2 separate regions of the Mus musculus genome follow, and region 2 is linked to region 1. The links are chromatin loops, found by intact Hi-C in ENCODE. Cell type or tissue: heart. All regions are shown on one strand.

Region 1 (8,000 bases):
GCATTTTTTTATTTTATTTTATTTTATTTTATTTTATTTTATTTTATTTTTTGGTTTTTGAGATCAAATTTCATATAACCCAGGCTGACCTCAAACTTACTATTTAGCTGAGGCTGACCTTGAACTCTTAATTCTTCCCCCTCCACCTGAATTCGGGGGTTTTAGGAACCCTGCAGAACATTGCTATGCCATCTCCATGAGGAGCTGTGAGGCAGGCCCTGGACCCACCCCTGTGGATGACTGTACATCCAGGGGGCTCAGAGGACTTTCAAAATCCAGCTGCAGTTCTCAGATGAGGATTCCCTGCTATTCCTTGTCACTGGGCATTGGGCCTTCAGAGGCAGGGGAGTGGCTCGCTCATCTGGTACACCTGGAGCACGTCACTGAGGCTTCCAGGCACTGACTGAGAACTGATCATCTCCTGCTCTTTGTCTAGTGGTCAGAGCCCCTGGTCTCTGTATGGGACTCAAGCAAAGTAGTCTACTACCTGGTAGGAGACAAAAAGCTGTGGTACAGGCACACGATCATCACCCTCAGCTTCCAGGTACATCAACCCTCTCCTGTGTGGCCTCCATCTGTCTCTCCTGCTCCCACCTGTGACCGTGACGGGAAGGTGACCTGGGAGGAGTTAGGGCTGGCCTTATTTGAAGCCTGTGTCTACTTTAGATTAACCCAGAGATTTCAAACACAATGAATGCAGGGAGAGAAAAATACCAGACATTGAAAGGAATTATGGGAGCTGGAATTATTCTCAGCTCATTCTGTAAACATTAACACTGTTACTCTAGACCTGGCTCCTCTCCCCCAGAAAGCTCTCAGCCCAGAGAGGAGACACACATGTAGGTAAATAATAGGCTGTGGATTATCCATGGTAGAGGATAACAGATGAATACTAATATGTGTTGCATTTTGTGGGTGGTGAATTTAGTCCCAACCCACCTATTCAGACATAGTCTATTTATGTAGCCAAGGCTGTCCTAGATCTCCCTATGTAGACCAGGATGGCCTCACAGAGATCCACCTGCCTCTGCCTCCCAAGTGCTGGGATTAAGGGTGTGCGCCACCACTGCCCGGCTCCTCATTTTTAAAAAACATTTTACTACTACTTTGATAATCTCTGCTTTCCTGGCCATGTCTCTTGTGGTGAGCCTCTTTTCCTGAGAAGTAATGTATTCTAACTCAACTGGAGACTAAGTAAAGGGGCTTCTTTTAACAAGAACTGTAGGTTAGACCTTGGGAATAGCTTTCTCCCTGTCTAGACTGAGAGACCCTGAGATTACCTAAGGGCTAGCTAGTGACCTCTTCCCCATAGACCTCCAGATGTGGACGGCATGTAAGTTGATGACATCCATGCTCCCTGAAAGCAGAAGACATTCAAGAGGAAATCTGAGGTCACCTAAAAGTCGCCCTGCAACCTCTTGCTCTGGACCCACCAGGGAGGGCCATCACATCTGGGTCCTGACAATGTTTGCATCTTTTCCAATCCTGGCTCTCTTCTCTCTAGTCAGGACAGTTCAATGAGGACATGATCCCCACTGTGGGTTTCAACATGCGAAAAATCACCAAAGGGAATGTGACCATCAAGGTGAGGGAGGGCGACAGCGGCACCTGGGAAGTGCCAGCCAGGGGAGGGGAGGGTGGCAACCGGCTGGGCTGCTGGAGGACTGGGGAAAGGGAGCTGAAGATAGGCACTGTAGACGTAGGAGGGGGAAGGAGCTGTGACCTTAGGGTGGGGGGAGACTGCAGAAGGGAAGCTAAGAACCCAATGGCTTTCAGTTGTCTGCCTGCTCCTGAGGCCACCTTCTCCCTATCCTCTTCTCTCTCAGCTCTGGGACATTGGGGGGCAGCCCCGTTTCCGAAGCATGTGGGAACGCTACTGCAGAGGAGTGAGCGCCATTGTGTAAGTAGGGTCTCCCCACCCTCCCGCCTGCAAGCCATCAGGCCTGATGCAGAACCACACACATGGTCCCTGTTAATGCCTGCTGCCTGGACGTGGCCTGCTTTTATTATTTTGCATACTGTTTATTTGAATATATATATATTTTTAAAAAAGAATTTATATTTTTTTAAAAAAGAAAATTGTAATATATATACAGATCTGATCAGCCAGCCTACAGTGTCTCTCCCAATCCAAATCACCATGTCTTGAATTTTGGGTAGTTTAAGTGACTCCTTCCTTTGCCTGTTAATTTTATCCAGACAAGGGATGTAACTTGGTCTGAAAGCTCTAGCATATATAAGGCTCTGGGTTCAACTCCAGTCTCACACACACTCTGGATTCAACTCCAGCCCCCCTCCCCCCACCTCACATACACACACAAATAAAAAAAAGTATGCCCAGTTTAGTTTTCTTAATAGAATAAACAGTGTTTTGTCTTTTTGTTTTTTGAGACAGGATCTAACTATGTAGACCCGTCTGGCCTGGATCTCACTATATAGAAAGACCATGCTGCCCTCTAACTCATAGACTTCCCCCTCTCACGTGCTAGGATTAAATGCATGCATACCATTCCCAGTTTAAACTTTTTTTTTTTTTTGGTATATTTTGTTTTGTTTTGTTTTTCAGACAGGGTTCTTCTGTGTGGTCTTGGCTGTCTTGGAACTCGCTCTGTAGACCAGGCTGGCCTTGAACTCACAAGAGATCTACCTGTCTCTGCCTCCTGATCAGCTTAAACCTGAGTTTTTATACAAGCATTGTAGCCAGGTGGTGGTAGCTGGCACATGCCTTTAATCCCAGCACGCAGGTGGCAGAGGTAGGCTGATCTCTTGAGTTGGTGGCTAGCCTGATCTACATAGTTCCAGGACAGCCAGGGCTACACAGAGAAAAAAAACCCTGTCTCAAAAAAAAAAAAAAGAAAAGAAAAGAAAAAAGGAAGGAAGGAAAGAAAGAAAGAAAAAGAAAATAGCATTGTACCCTGTCCCTTGGTAGGGAGGCCTTTCCTTTTCTACTCTGGTCCTATCTAGGCTTTCCATGAAAATGTAAATGGGTCACTTTGGGCCCGACTCACAGCTAATCCTACAGGCTCCAGTTCCACAGAGGACTGAGCCTGCAGTGCTTCACACCTATGTTTGGGAAAGTGTTCTCTGAGTCAGACCAGGGTAGTCCATTTCTCCAGAGGCGACCAGGCTGGAACTGGAGGCCTTCTTCCCCTCAGCAGCTCCTCTTCCTGTGTGCCTCAACCCACGGTATCCCTCACTGCCTTCCCCAGGTATATGGTGGATGCTGCGGATCAGGAGAAGATCGAGGCCTCCAAGAATGAGCTCCACAACCTGCTAGACAAGCCACAGCTACAAGGCATCCCGGTCAGCTGGAGATGGAGCGGGTGGGAGAGGGAGCTGATCAGAAATCACGGGGCGGGGGCGGGGGAGGGGGGGAGCGCCGTACAGCCGAGGTACCCAGGTATCCTTGCTCTAACTCTCCCCGGCTTGCTTCCTGTATAGGTCTTAGTCCTTGGTAACAAGCGAGACCTCGCCGGAGCGCTAGATGAGAAGGAGCTAATCGAGAAAATGTGAGCTGAGTGGCCTTTCTTTGTGTGCTTCAGCTCCCCCAAATTCCCCAGCTGCCGAAGGCTTCTGGGCTGGGCTTGTTGCTGTTCTTGGTGTTTACCACATGGTGGCAGCAGAACGTATCTTTCCCAGAAGCCTCGCCCTCCTCTTGTAGACCTTTTACTGAGAAAAACACCCTGCCCTTCCCTGGTCCCTTAACTGCTCCAGCATCCGCTGACTCCTCTCTGGTCTTCCCGCAGGAACCTGTCTGCTATCCAGGACCGAGAGATCTGCTGCTACTCCATATCCTGCAAAGAGAAGGACAACATAGGTGCGTGGCTTGGGGAAGTTGCTGGCACTCTGCCAGGAGTGGCTGGGCTGAAGGGAAAGATACTTCTGATGCGGTATCTGGGAAGTCCATACCGAGCCACTTTGTCCTTGGGTGCAGCAGGCAGCTAGGAGGCCCCAGTTCTGGGTGTTACCCTAGCCCTGCCCCCTCTTCCACTTCTGAGATTGGTTAGAGCAGGTATTCCAGTCCCTTCTTTGCTAGCTGTGGCTTTGTGTCTTTTATATCACTAGCTTGGAGCTTTTGGTGCGGGGGGTGGGGGTGGGGGGGGGTGGAGCTGGGGGTGGGGGGTGGGGGGGGGTGGGGTCACAGCTCTAAGCTTGATCCAGGCTGCCATTGCAGGAACCTGGCTTAACTGTTCATACCTCCCAGGCCCTTCTCACACAGGGAGGCCTTACAACTTTCTCTCTTGTCTCCCCTCAGACATCACCCTACAGTGGCTTATTCAACACTCAAAGTCACGGAGAAGCTGAGACTGTGGCTCTTCTTCTGACTAGGGACCACAGTCACCTAACCTGAAGCCGAGCTCCCCGCCCACCCTGTTGTCTCTCCCTAAGCCCACTCCTCCTCACCCAGTGTGGGGAGGGCCCTCTGGGGCTCCTAGAGCCCTATTCTGCTGAGGTTTCAACTCCTGTTTTTATTGTAAAATAATTGCCCTCTCCCCAAGTCTGGTCCCCTAACCTCTCTCCCTTGCTCTCTTTTTCCCTTCAGCTACCCCACTCCCCTCCCTGTCAACAGCCCTGGCCCCGCAAGCCCTCTCCTCACTCTCTGCCCCACCCTCCTCTTCCCCTTTCAACACTCTGTTATTGTCCTGTGTGTACAGTATATATATGTATATATATTTTAATTTTTTAATTTAAGCAAAGACTAAGATCAACCATTTGATGCTGCAGGGGCCAATCGGGACCTGGGAGGGGCAAACTGGAAAGGCAGAGAGAGATGCAGGGTCGATGTGGGGCAAGTTCATATGCAGAAGAGGGGAGACTGCCACATAGGGCAGTGGTTGTCCCCATGTCCTGTAAAGTATCTCTGTCTCCCAGTGGAGGACCTGAATTTGAAGGCCAGCAGGAGCCTCCTTTTCTGTCCCCAGCCTTGATAGGGCCACCAGGTACAACCAGGTCTAAGAGGGAGGACCAGGGTCCATGTCGTCCCAGCAACCCCCACTGTCACTGTTCCTGGCCCCAGGTCCTGCCCCTACCCAGGGTCCCCACCTCCACGGCCCATCTCATTTTCTGTTCTCATTTCACAGAGTTGTACAAGGAGAGAACTCAGCATGGGAGGGTTGGTTCTTTGGTTTTGTTTGTTTGTTTGTTTGTTTGTTTAATTTAATAATTTGTAAAGTGATGTTCCTCTTCCTTTTTACAGTTTTCAGCTCATATTTAACCTCTGTTTGGAAAACGATCCTTGTAACTGTACATTTTTTTTTTTGCCTCCTAATAATGACAACAATAAATTACCAATTTTGTGTTGGGGGGTGTGTATGGTGCTGGTTGTTTCCCACAGATATCACCGACCAGCGGACCCACAGGGGCATGAGCACCACTACACATCATACACAGGGATGACCACAGGGTGCCACACCTACAGGGAACACATACTCACGCTCTCTGGAAACACAGTGGCCTATCACGTGTGCTCACACTGGGACAGCAGCCCACACGTGTTTCTGGGCCCTGCTTGTTGTCTGCTTCTCACTCCTGTACGCTGACAGCTGCCAAGTGGCACTAAGCAGGTCTGTTAGAGGAGCTGCCCAGACCTGGGCCTTTCATGTGGCATTCAAACTGAATTGCTCTCCATCATAAACACTTAAGCTCATGGCCCCCTCTCAGTCTACACCTGCTTGTTCCCATATAGCCAGAGTGGAGCCAGAACAGAACTCTGCATCCTCTCATCACACTCAGTGCCCACCAAGAAGAAATCAAATGTCCTCAGGGGTATACTGGGCCTGCAGAGTCTTCCTTTGTCATCCTTGCTGTCCATGCTATTGGTCTCTTGGAAAGGACCCAACCAGGGCTGGAGAGATGGCTCAGCCGTTAAAGGCTAGGCTCACAACCAAAAATCTAAGAAAAGGACCCAACCATTTGTTAACTCGATGGATAGAATTCCTACCCTGCCTGTCTAGCTGGAGCTCACAGCCTCAGTTCTTGTGGGCCCTCCTTGATCCAATGTGAATCCAACCACAGCTAGTTTTATACTGACCCTCGATCTCTTGGGTCCCCCTCCCCCACTCCCTGTTCTGCCTCCCCTTTGCCTGGAAATAGAGACTGGAATGTTCCGTGTAGAATAAGCAATCTCTTCACCCTGCATCTGCAGTAAGAAACAGCCACATCTGTCCTTGGTTTGTGAGAGGATTTGGGTGAGGCCACTACTCAGCCGTGAATATATCCAGCCTGGAAGAGGATCTCTTATTGCTGGGGGGATTTGAAGACAGGGTCTGGAGATTTAGCTCATTGACAGAGCGCTGATGGAGCATACAATAGACCAGGCCCTGGCTTCCATTGACTGCATGGGGGAAAAAGATTTGAGGAAAAACTGGATGGTGTTTGCTGCTTCTCAGGAGCTTTCCAACCCCTTACAAGGATAAGATGCACCCCCTAGGGGCTGGAGAGATGGCTCAGTGGTTAAGAGCACTGATGCTTTTCCAGAGGTCCTGAGTTCAATTCCTAGCAACCACATGGTGGCTCACAACTGTCTGTAACAGGATCCAATACCCTCTTTGGTGTGTCTGAAGACAGCAACAATGTACTCACATATATAAAATAAATCTTTAAAAAAAAAAAAAATGTGACCCTTAGTTGGGAAGGAGGATGGGCCCAGGCTCTGTCTTTTGCCTTGCCTGCTTCAAGGAAGTCGCTGTGCTTCTATGCCTATATCTGGAGAGGACCATTGTTCTCAGCCATTGAGGATGTTGCAGCACTGAGCTGCCGCTTGGGTCCTGTGTTCTCCAGATGCGATTTGATGATGAGCCTGTTATCACTGCATGCAAAATCAGTACCCTGCACAGTGAATTCATACAACAGGCATGCAGCGGGGGCTAAACAACCTGTTCTTGGATAGGGAATAAACTATGGATAGTATGCATATAAACCTACATGTATAAACAACATCATGGTTGGGTCCTCTGAGGGCAAAAGTAGATGAGTTAATATCTGGCCAAGGGGCTGGAGAGGTGGCTCAGAGCATGTACTGCTCTTCCAGAGGACACAGGTTTGGCTCCTAGGACATGTGTCAGGTGACTTCTGACCTATGTGGGTACTGTGTCCATGTGCACATACTCCACACACATACACATGATTAAAAATGGTAAAAAAAAAAAAAAAAAAAAAAAGTAGTTTAAAAGCAAGTCTAAGCCGGGCGGTGGTGGCACATGCCTTTAATCCCAGCACTTGGGAGGCAGAAGCAGGCGGATTTCTGAGTTCGAGGCCAGCCTGGTCTACAAAGTGAGTTCCAGGACAGCCAGGGCTATACAGAGAAACTCTATCTCGAAAAAACAAAAACAAAAAAGCAAGTCTATTCCATATTGCTAGAGATTTGAATCCCAAAAGGCACTGAACTTTGCCAGATGCTTAGAACACCATCCTCTTCCTCTTTAACAATGGGCATGGGTCCCAGAGCTTGGAGCACACTCGGCAAGGAGTCTACCCCTGGGCTCCAGCTCCAGCATATGATGCATCTGGCCTCATTTAATGACCATAGGCCTCTGTGAAGGAGAGATCGTTCCGGTTTCCAGAGTGAGAAGCTGAGACTGAGGTTGAAGCAGGTATACTCAGGGCCCAGGGTGACGGGTGGAGCCGAGACAGAACAAAGATAACCCGTGGGGAATGTCAGGGGATGCCTCTCCCCTGGCATCGGGCTCCGAGGACTGTGGATGTCATCATCTTTTTCCTGAGCATCCCAGCTCAAAGCCACTGCCCACCCTTGAGCAACAACCCCTCCCCCTGAAGCCTGGGACCCCTGAACAACAAATCCCACATTGTTCCTTGGCTGGCTCAGGCTGGAGGGATAGTGGCTCTTTCCCAAGACTGGCTGGACTGCTGACTAGCTTTGCAAGCCATTCACGTTGGCAGGCTTGGAAGGTGGCAACGGGGTAGGGTCTAAGAGCCACCATCTCCCGCCTCCCCCCTCCCATTCCCCTTCAGCTCTGGGCCAGCCAGCAGGCAAGAGGGAG
Region 2 (8,000 bases), 550 kb after region 1:
ACCATGATGATAAGACTAAAATTCTGAAACTGTAAGCAAGCCCTCTTAAATGCTTTCTCTCATACGAGTTGCCTTGGTCATGGTGTCTCTCCACAGAATAGAACAGTGACGAAGACAGGGATATGTCACATTCAAATCATAGCAGAGGAGAAAGCAAGGGAAATGTGGAATGTGGGGGCTGGAGTGATAGACAGAGGCAAAGAAAGCTTTTGGCCATGACAGGGCTGGGAAGCAGGTGTGGTCCTGGGGAGAGAATGAAAGGAGCTGAGGACTGTTAGCTGAGATGGAGATAGGCCGTCATGGTGACTGTGGTGGCAGTGAACAAAACAAGATGGGGTTAGACAGGACAGGGAAACAGGCGTTTGAATTTGCCAGATACAGTGTGGCCCAATGGGTGATACAAGCTTTGAAGTCAATTAAGGGGGCAATAAAGCCTCACTGTCACTACTGTCACCACATCCTAAGTATTTAATGTAACCTCAGTTGTTGACTACTGAGCAGAAATGACCCTGACAGCACCCCTGTGGCAGGTTTCCAAGGAGGATGATGTGAGGTGATATTGGTGAAGCCAGTGCCTGGCTTTGACTGAGAATGTCCAAGGCTCCCCAACATCAAGCCGCCATTCACTGTATATGTGAGTGGGAGGTGTATGTGTAGGCATGTGGGTGTATGTTCATGTGATGCACATAGAAGTCAGAGGTCAACCTTGAACGCTGCTCCTCGGGGGGACACCAGCCTTGTCTTCTGAGACATGGGCATTCATTGGGACTTAGGGCTCACCACTAGGTGGCTGGCCAGTAAGTTCCAGGGATGTGTCTGTCACTGCCTCTTTAGCACTGGTATTACAAGATCAGGCCACCTGGGTGTGCCGTGTCACACATGTGGAGGGCAGAGGACAGCTTTACAGAATTGAGTCTTTCTTTCCACAGTGGTGTTTGAGGCATTGAACTTGGGTTGTCAGGTTTGGTGGTTAGTGCCTCTCTCCAGTGAACCATCTCACCAGTCTGCACCTGGAGTTTTATGTGTGTGCTGGGGGATGAGCTCACACCCCCATGCTTCTGCAGCATAGGTTTTATTTACTAGTCAAACCAGCCCCAAAGAGCCAGGCTGCTAAAGCAGTGTTTCTCAACCTGTGGGTCGCGACCCCCATACCAACCCTCTATCTCAAAAAAATATTTACATTAGGGTTCATAACGATCACAGAATTACAGTTATGAAGTAGTAACAAAAATAATTTTATGTTTTGGGGCTCACCACAACATGAGGAACTGTTAAAGGGTCGCAGCCTTAGGAAGGTTGAGAACCACTGTAAAAACCCTCCACACTTCTGGCTTCCTGGAAGAGCCTGGATTCTGAGCTCCACCCTGAAAAGTTCTGGGCTCCATTGGCCAGAAAGGGAAATTGGCTGCAGTCCAGGGGCTGGGGTGCTACCCAGAGAAGAAGATCTCTTCCCCCATTCCTATGCTGTAGACCAATGAAACTGCAAGGGCCGAGGTGGCCGCTGTGGCATTTCCAGGGTAAAAGGGCTCTGTCAAAGCTGATCTGAGTCTCTCCAACCTTCACTCGTGCCTTTTCAGGCACTCCCCCGAAATCCGAGGTGTGCTTTGGTGACTGATGGGCCAAGCTGTGACTGCCGCCTTCTTGTTAGTACAGATGTGCTTTGCAGCAGCTGTGACGGAAAGCCACACCTGTTGTCTAGATCAGCTGCTGTAACTCTACTCCTAGGAAAGCAGGCTAGTGAGAGGCCTCTTCCAAGTCCCCCTTTTCAAAGGCATGTGGAAAAGCCGGCATCTGCCCGTCACAGCAGCAGGGGAGCCTGCTTGGAAGGTCGTGGGGCCCTGGGAATCCCAGTCACTAACTGGAGTCTTCCAATTCAGCTTTACCCCAGCTGTACGCGAGCCAGAGCCCCTTCCTCGCTCCCCCATCACGTCGGAGTGGGGAAAACTGAGAAGCAGGAAGATGGCAGGGAGTCCTGCTGCTTCCAAGGAACCAGATGTTTCTAGGATCTCTGATTTCCCTGGGGACCTTCATATTTAACAAGGTGGCCTGAGCTGGAAGGATTCGGCACAAATTAGCGAACTGCAAAATGGACTGGGGACGTGAAAAAAAAAAAAAAAAAGACACCAGGGCTACGGATGAATCGGGAAGCTGAGCAGAGCTTGCTTTTCCCGGGCATCAGTCACGGAGACGCTGGCCATAGAGATCTGACACTACTACGAGAGAATTTGTTCCACTGAGCAGCGTTGGGTGTGACGGAGTTGGCGTTAGTGAGACCGGAACACCAGTCATTCCCAGAGCCTGGGGAGGCATGAGTCCCTCGCTGACATCCTGGGTACTGGGTAGAATCCAGAACCCCCAGGTCTTTGAGAAAATCTCAGCAAGATAAATCCAGGCTACACACTCTCTGTCACCTAGACCCACAAAGTAAGGCGCACGTGCCAATACACATTAAAAACCTGGCGGTGAAAAGCAGATGGTAAGCTGGCATTGCTGATGTCTGCGGTATACGCTCACATCCACATCAGCGCTTTTAATGACCACACGTCACTTCACGTTCAGGGGAGGAATCTCGGCCGGCATATTAGAATGGTGCCAAGGCCTCAGCAGGACAGCACCCTCTAATCCCCCAGCAGCCCTGGCAGCGCCCGGAAGAGATGGCGCATGTGGCAGGCAGCGCCCCGCCAGATGTAGGACACTGCTGACCCCTGCTGGTGTGGGCGCGTCTGCGGAGGAGAGCCCTAGGGAGAATTCAGACTGGAAAAAACTCGCAATCCGTCTGGGAGGGGTAGGAAGAAATACCCCAGCTCAGAATCTCCCCATCTGGAGATCCTTTGAAGAGACAAAGCAGACTTTAGAATAAAACCCAGACTGGATTTTCTGAGGGGAGTGCGACAAACTAGCGAACGAGTCCTCCCTCCAGCTTCTGTGGCCTGGAAAACCCTGGGGCCAGTTCTCTTGACGCTAAATTAGGAACCGGAACCGGGTGGTGGTGGTGCATGCCTTTAATCCCAGCACGTGGGAGACAGAGGCAGGGGGATTTCTGAGTTCGAGACCAGCCTGGTTTACAGAGTGAGTTCCAGGACAGAGAAGAAGCCCTATCTCAAAAAAAAAAAAAAAAAAAAAAAAAAAGGAAGGAAGGAAGGAAGAAAAGAAGAAAGAAAAATAAAAACTAAATTGGGAAACTTGGCAACACCCACTGCCAAATGCAATCATCAGGGAGACAAAAATAAAAGGGGGTGGAGGCGGGAGAAGGGAGAAAGACAACTTTCTCAAGTAGCTCAATAGTTTTCAGCCAGAATCATTATCTCTTTGCCTCCCCACCTCTTTCCAGAGTAGTTTCCTTATTTCAGCACAGAGACTTTGTATTTCAGCTTGATTTCTGGTGCTGTGACATTTTACCTTCCTTTCTGTGAGAGATGTTGCTATCATGGTATCTGGGTGCCTCCTGCTAAGAAACCTGGCATCTAGAGTATTTGCATCCGGTCTGAACTTTTTTTTCTTTTTCTTTTTTCTTTTTTTTTAAAGATTTATTTATTTATTTATTATATGTAAGTACACTGCAGCTGTCCTCAGACGCACCAGAAGAGGCATCAGATCTCATCACGGGTGGTTGTGAGCCACCATGTGGTTGCTGGGATTTGAACTTCGGACCTTCGGAAGAGCAGTCGGGTGCTCTTACCCACTGAGCCATCTCACCAGCCCTGAACTTTTTTTTCAAACTCATTTTACAAACAGGCAAAACACAGAACCCAACTATCCCAGGATCTCTACTGAAATAATCACAGGGACCCAAGGGGCAATTAGGGCCCTGCCAGTTCCAACAAACGCAGTCCAGAGGCCCCAGGCAGACGCAAAAGCCACCCATTGCTAAGTCTCTTTCTCTACCCAGAACTGGGTTAACAAGAACCTGCGTTCACCCCTACTGAACACTAAACACCATTGAGGGTGTATACGCAGTCCTCTACGCTGCCACCGTGTGGCCTCCTCTGGGTACTGCACTGAATTCACTCCTATCAAGGAACTGTGGCTTCTCACAACAGCCTCTAACCTGCTTGTTCCACTTCTCACCTCCTTATCATTCTCTCTTTTGTGTTATGCTGAGCATGGAACCCAAGGCCTCGAACATAAGTGCACACTCTACCATCAAACTACATCACTAGCCTCCAGTTCTCAATTTGACATCTGCAGCATTTGATGTTTGGTACGCACTTACGCTTACTTGTATAAAATTATTATGAAACATTTTAGATATATAAGATGTATAAAAAATAATACAACAAGGAATTGTTCCGGTAGTACCCTTTAGAGAATTGGACAGCAGATGTGTGTGTGTGTGTGTGTGTGTGTGTGTGTGTGTGTGTGTGTGTGTGTGGACAGACAGGTAGACAGACACAGAAAGAGGAATAGGCACATGTGCTAGTCGCTGGCCAATGCCATGTTCTCCAGGATGGGCCAGCAAGCTGAGGTCAGAGAAAGCCGGCAGTTAAAACACCAGCAGACTCAGTTTAGGTGCAAAGGCTAGGAATGCTGGTGTTCCATTTAGAAGGAAGGCAGGCAAGAGGAGTTCTTCCTGAGTGAGGAGGAACTCCACCTTCAGCTCAGCCTAGAGCATCTGATTGGACAGGCTCCCTCCTGTTAGGGAAGACTGTGTTTTATTCATTCTTCTGATTTCAATGTTAATCTTATCTCAAAACACCACAGCAGAAAGCTCCAAGATAACGTTTGACCAATTATCTGGACACCCCATGGCTCAGACAAGCTGGCGCTTTATAAATTTAACCATTATAACTGTATTGTGGAGTTTAGGAAATAAAACATTACAGATATAGTTTATGCCCCTCTTCCATTGCCTTTCTTTCTCTACCCACGAGTAAACACCATTTTGAGTTTGCTGTTCATCTTTGCCACACACAATTATAATTTTACCCTACCCTATGCTGCACATTTTAAATGATAAATTCCACAGCTTTCCTTCCTGGATCAATATTATACTGTAAGGTTCATCTGCATTGATGCATGTAAGTTTAGCTTATTAATTGCTACTGTTTTTAATATTGCATTGTTCTATAATTCATCTGTTTTATTGTATAGGGTTTTTTGTTATTTTAAATGGTTTCTATGGAAATTTTGATTTTTGTTTCTGGAGATTTGTCTTAGTTAGGGTTTTACTGCTGTGAAGACACCATGACCAAGGCAACTCTTATAAAGGACAACATTTAATTGGGGCTGGCTTACAGATTGAGAGATTCAGTCCCTTTTTATGAAGGTGGGAGCATAGTAGCATCCAGGCAGGCACAGTATAGGAGGAGCTGAGAGTTCTATATCTTCATCCGAAGGCAACTAGAAGACTGATTTCCAGGCAGCGAGGATGAGGGTCTTAAAGCCCACACCCACAGGGACACACTTCCTCCAACAAAGACACACCTCCAATTAGTGCCACTCCCTGAGCCAGGCATATTCAAACCACCACAAGAGTGACCCAAAGTTTAAACCTGGGACCTTGCCCATGCTCAGCATGCACTCTACCATCAACCTACAGCCCAGTCCTTAGCAATTCTTGCTTGCTTCGTGTGGTGCACATTCACATTCTTGACTAGTCTACTGGGAAGTGAAATTAATAGCCTTGAGTCTGGACACTTTTCACACCACTGCATCGTTGCCAACACTTGCTTGGTTACCACCCCCTTTTCATATCCACGTTGTTATGGGACCACATAACATCAGGTTTCTTAACTATGTTAGCACAGTTGACAATCGCTCGTAAGGCCATTCTTCAATAGGATCGCCTTCTACCTCTCTTAATCTTTTCCCAGTTCTGCCCTTGACTCCTTTCCCTTTGATTTGAAGAATTACATATTGTGACCAGTTACCCTTCTTTCAAGTAGACACTTTCTGCTCAGTTTTTTCCAAATTAGTGGCTTCTGTCTCTTACCACCATAATGGTTTCTAGTGAGGTATAATATATATAATTCACCCGTTTTAAGTGTGTAATTTAATGATTTTTAGAAATCAGTTTAAAGAGTTGTGTAACTGTTGCCACAGTCCAGTTTTAGAACATTTCCAACACCACAAAGCAATTCCTCCCACCCACATGCAACCAACTGCAGTTCCCACCCCTAGCCACAGACAGCCACAGATGTGCTTTCTGTCTCATAAATTTGCTTTTCTAGACATTTTATATAAACGAAATGACATGATATGAGGCCTTTTGCCTCTGTCTCTTTTCAGTTTGAAAAATGTTTTGTAAGGTTTGTTCTGGCTGAAGTTGAGCTGGTTGCTTTTCTTTACTGGAGAGTAGTGCTCCCTCAGTTGTGCTCCCTCACACGAACAGGGAACATCCCATTTGTTTGCCAGTCGGGGGAGTATCTGGCTGATGGTATATCTCTCAAGGAACGAATCTCAAGCTAGATGTGGTGGCACACACTTGCAACCCAGGACTCAAGAAGCGTATGCAGGGCTGGAGAGATGGCTTAGTGGTTAAGAGCACCGACTGCTCTTAAGAAGGTCCCGAGTTCAAATCCCAGCAACCACATGGTGGCTCACAACCATCCGTAATGAGATCTGACGCCCTCTTCTTGTGCACCTGAAGACAGCTACAGTGTACTTACATATAATAATAAATAAATCTTAAAAAAAAAGAAGCGTATGCAAGAGGATTGCCATAAGTTTGAGGTCAGCCTGGGCTGCATAGCAAGATCCTGTCTTAAAAACAAAACAAACATAAAATAATAAAGAAAAAATACAAGAGAGAGAGATGGGGGGGGAGACAAGAGGCTACAAATAATCACATAAGATGTATGTGGTATAAACATTTCATTTTTAAAAAGATTTCTTTTATTTTACAATCACCAAAACTTCATTCAACCCCCAGCTGGATAAATAAAAGAAAATCACACAACATATTATAGTACAATTGCTGGAAACCAAAGACAAAGAAAAGTCTTACAAAGAGCTATCAGGAAAAAAAATTAAAGCACATTACATACAGGAGACCAAATGGGAACTGAAAATGAGGGCTGGTGGGCGGGCTGGGGGGCTGGCTGGCTGGCTGGCTTGATTTCTCTTGCTTAAATTTTGAAGCAGGTTCTTGTTATATAGTTCCTCAGCCTTGTAAGAGCTTACAGGGCTACACTCCCATTCCCAGAATCGACACAATGACTTCCTTCTAAATAGCATTAGCACAATTTCCCCTTTTCCATATTTTTCATGGCTTTAGATATAAAGTTCACTTATTACAGATAGTAGCAAATAATTGAGTATTACTTAAAACTCCAGTCAGGTACACATAGTACTGTACTCAGTACTGTACTCAGTACTTAGGATTCCAAGCCAGGCTTCAAAAAAACGGCAGTCTGCATTAAACAACCTGTCTTTAAAAGGAAGTGTTTAGGAGGATGGAGAGATAACTTAGCAGTCAAGAGCACTTGCTGTTCTTGCAAAGGACCTGGGTTTGGCTCCTAGCACCCAAAGGCAACTCAAAACTGCCTGTAACTCCACTTCTAGAGGATCTGATGTTTGTTTTTTTTTTCTGGTCACCATGGGCACCAGGCATGCATGTGGCACACACATATACAAAATATAAATATTTTAAAAGTAGATTTATTTACTTGTTATGTGTACAGCATTCTGCCTGCATGTATTCCTATAGGCCAGAAGAGGGCGCTGGATCTCATTACAAATTGTTATGAGCAACCATGCGGTTGGTGGGAATTGAACTCAGTACCTCTGGAAGATCAGACAGCACTCTTAACCTCTGAGCCATCTCTCCAGCCCACAAAATGTACATCTTAAAAACATAAGACAAGTTTCAATGAAGTCTATAATGTTTGCATTTACTATGGACGATTAATAGGGTTAGGATTGAGCCTGTCTCCCTGCTCTCTGTTTTCTGTGTGTCTCCTCTGTTCCCTTTACCTGTTCTCTGTTGTCTGCTTTTACACTGAGTATATATATTTACATATTATATTTACATATTATATACATATAATATGTAAATGAAG

Evidence for each region. A loop is a pair of places that touch in the nucleus more often than their neighbours do. Peaks named below come from ENCODE experiments on the same cell type or tissue, not always from the same donor. Only the 100,000 strongest peaks of a DNase experiment are listed, where the experiment ranks them.
Region 2: it touches region 1 in a loop (2.8-fold over the local background); 3 of 42 quality-filtered maps call a loop at or near these places.

Annotation. Positions count from the first base shown.
Region 1 is chr1:135,150,967-135,158,966 of GRCm38, forward strand. It overlaps Arl8a (ADP-ribosylation factor-like 8A), which reads left to right. Exons shown (of 7, transcript NM_026823.2): 2 at 1,505-1,585; 3 at 1,827-1,900; 4 at 3,210-3,303; 5 at 3,442-3,509; 6 at 3,747-3,817; 7 at 4,256-5,302. The coding sequence ends at 4,305. Among named protein-coding and RNA genes, the nearest start is that of Arl8a, 8.1 kb to the left of the region's middle. In heart, a CTCF peak has its summit at 3,605 (motif pointing right); DNase peaks (open chromatin) are centred at 3,635 and 5,515; H3K4me3 peaks cover 1,317 bases; H3K27ac peaks cover 1,216 bases; H3K27me3 peaks cover 2,577 bases.
Region 2 is chr1:135,696,850-135,704,849 of GRCm38, forward strand. No RefSeq gene overlaps it. Among named protein-coding and RNA genes, the nearest start is that of Gm32835, 13 kb to the left of the region's middle. In heart, CTCF peaks have their summits at 779 (motif pointing right), 3,976 (motif pointing left) and 7,651 (motif pointing right); DNase peaks (open chromatin) are centred at 1,722, 2,272, 2,682 and 3,962; H3K4me3 peaks cover 1,417 bases; H3K27ac peaks cover 1,491 bases.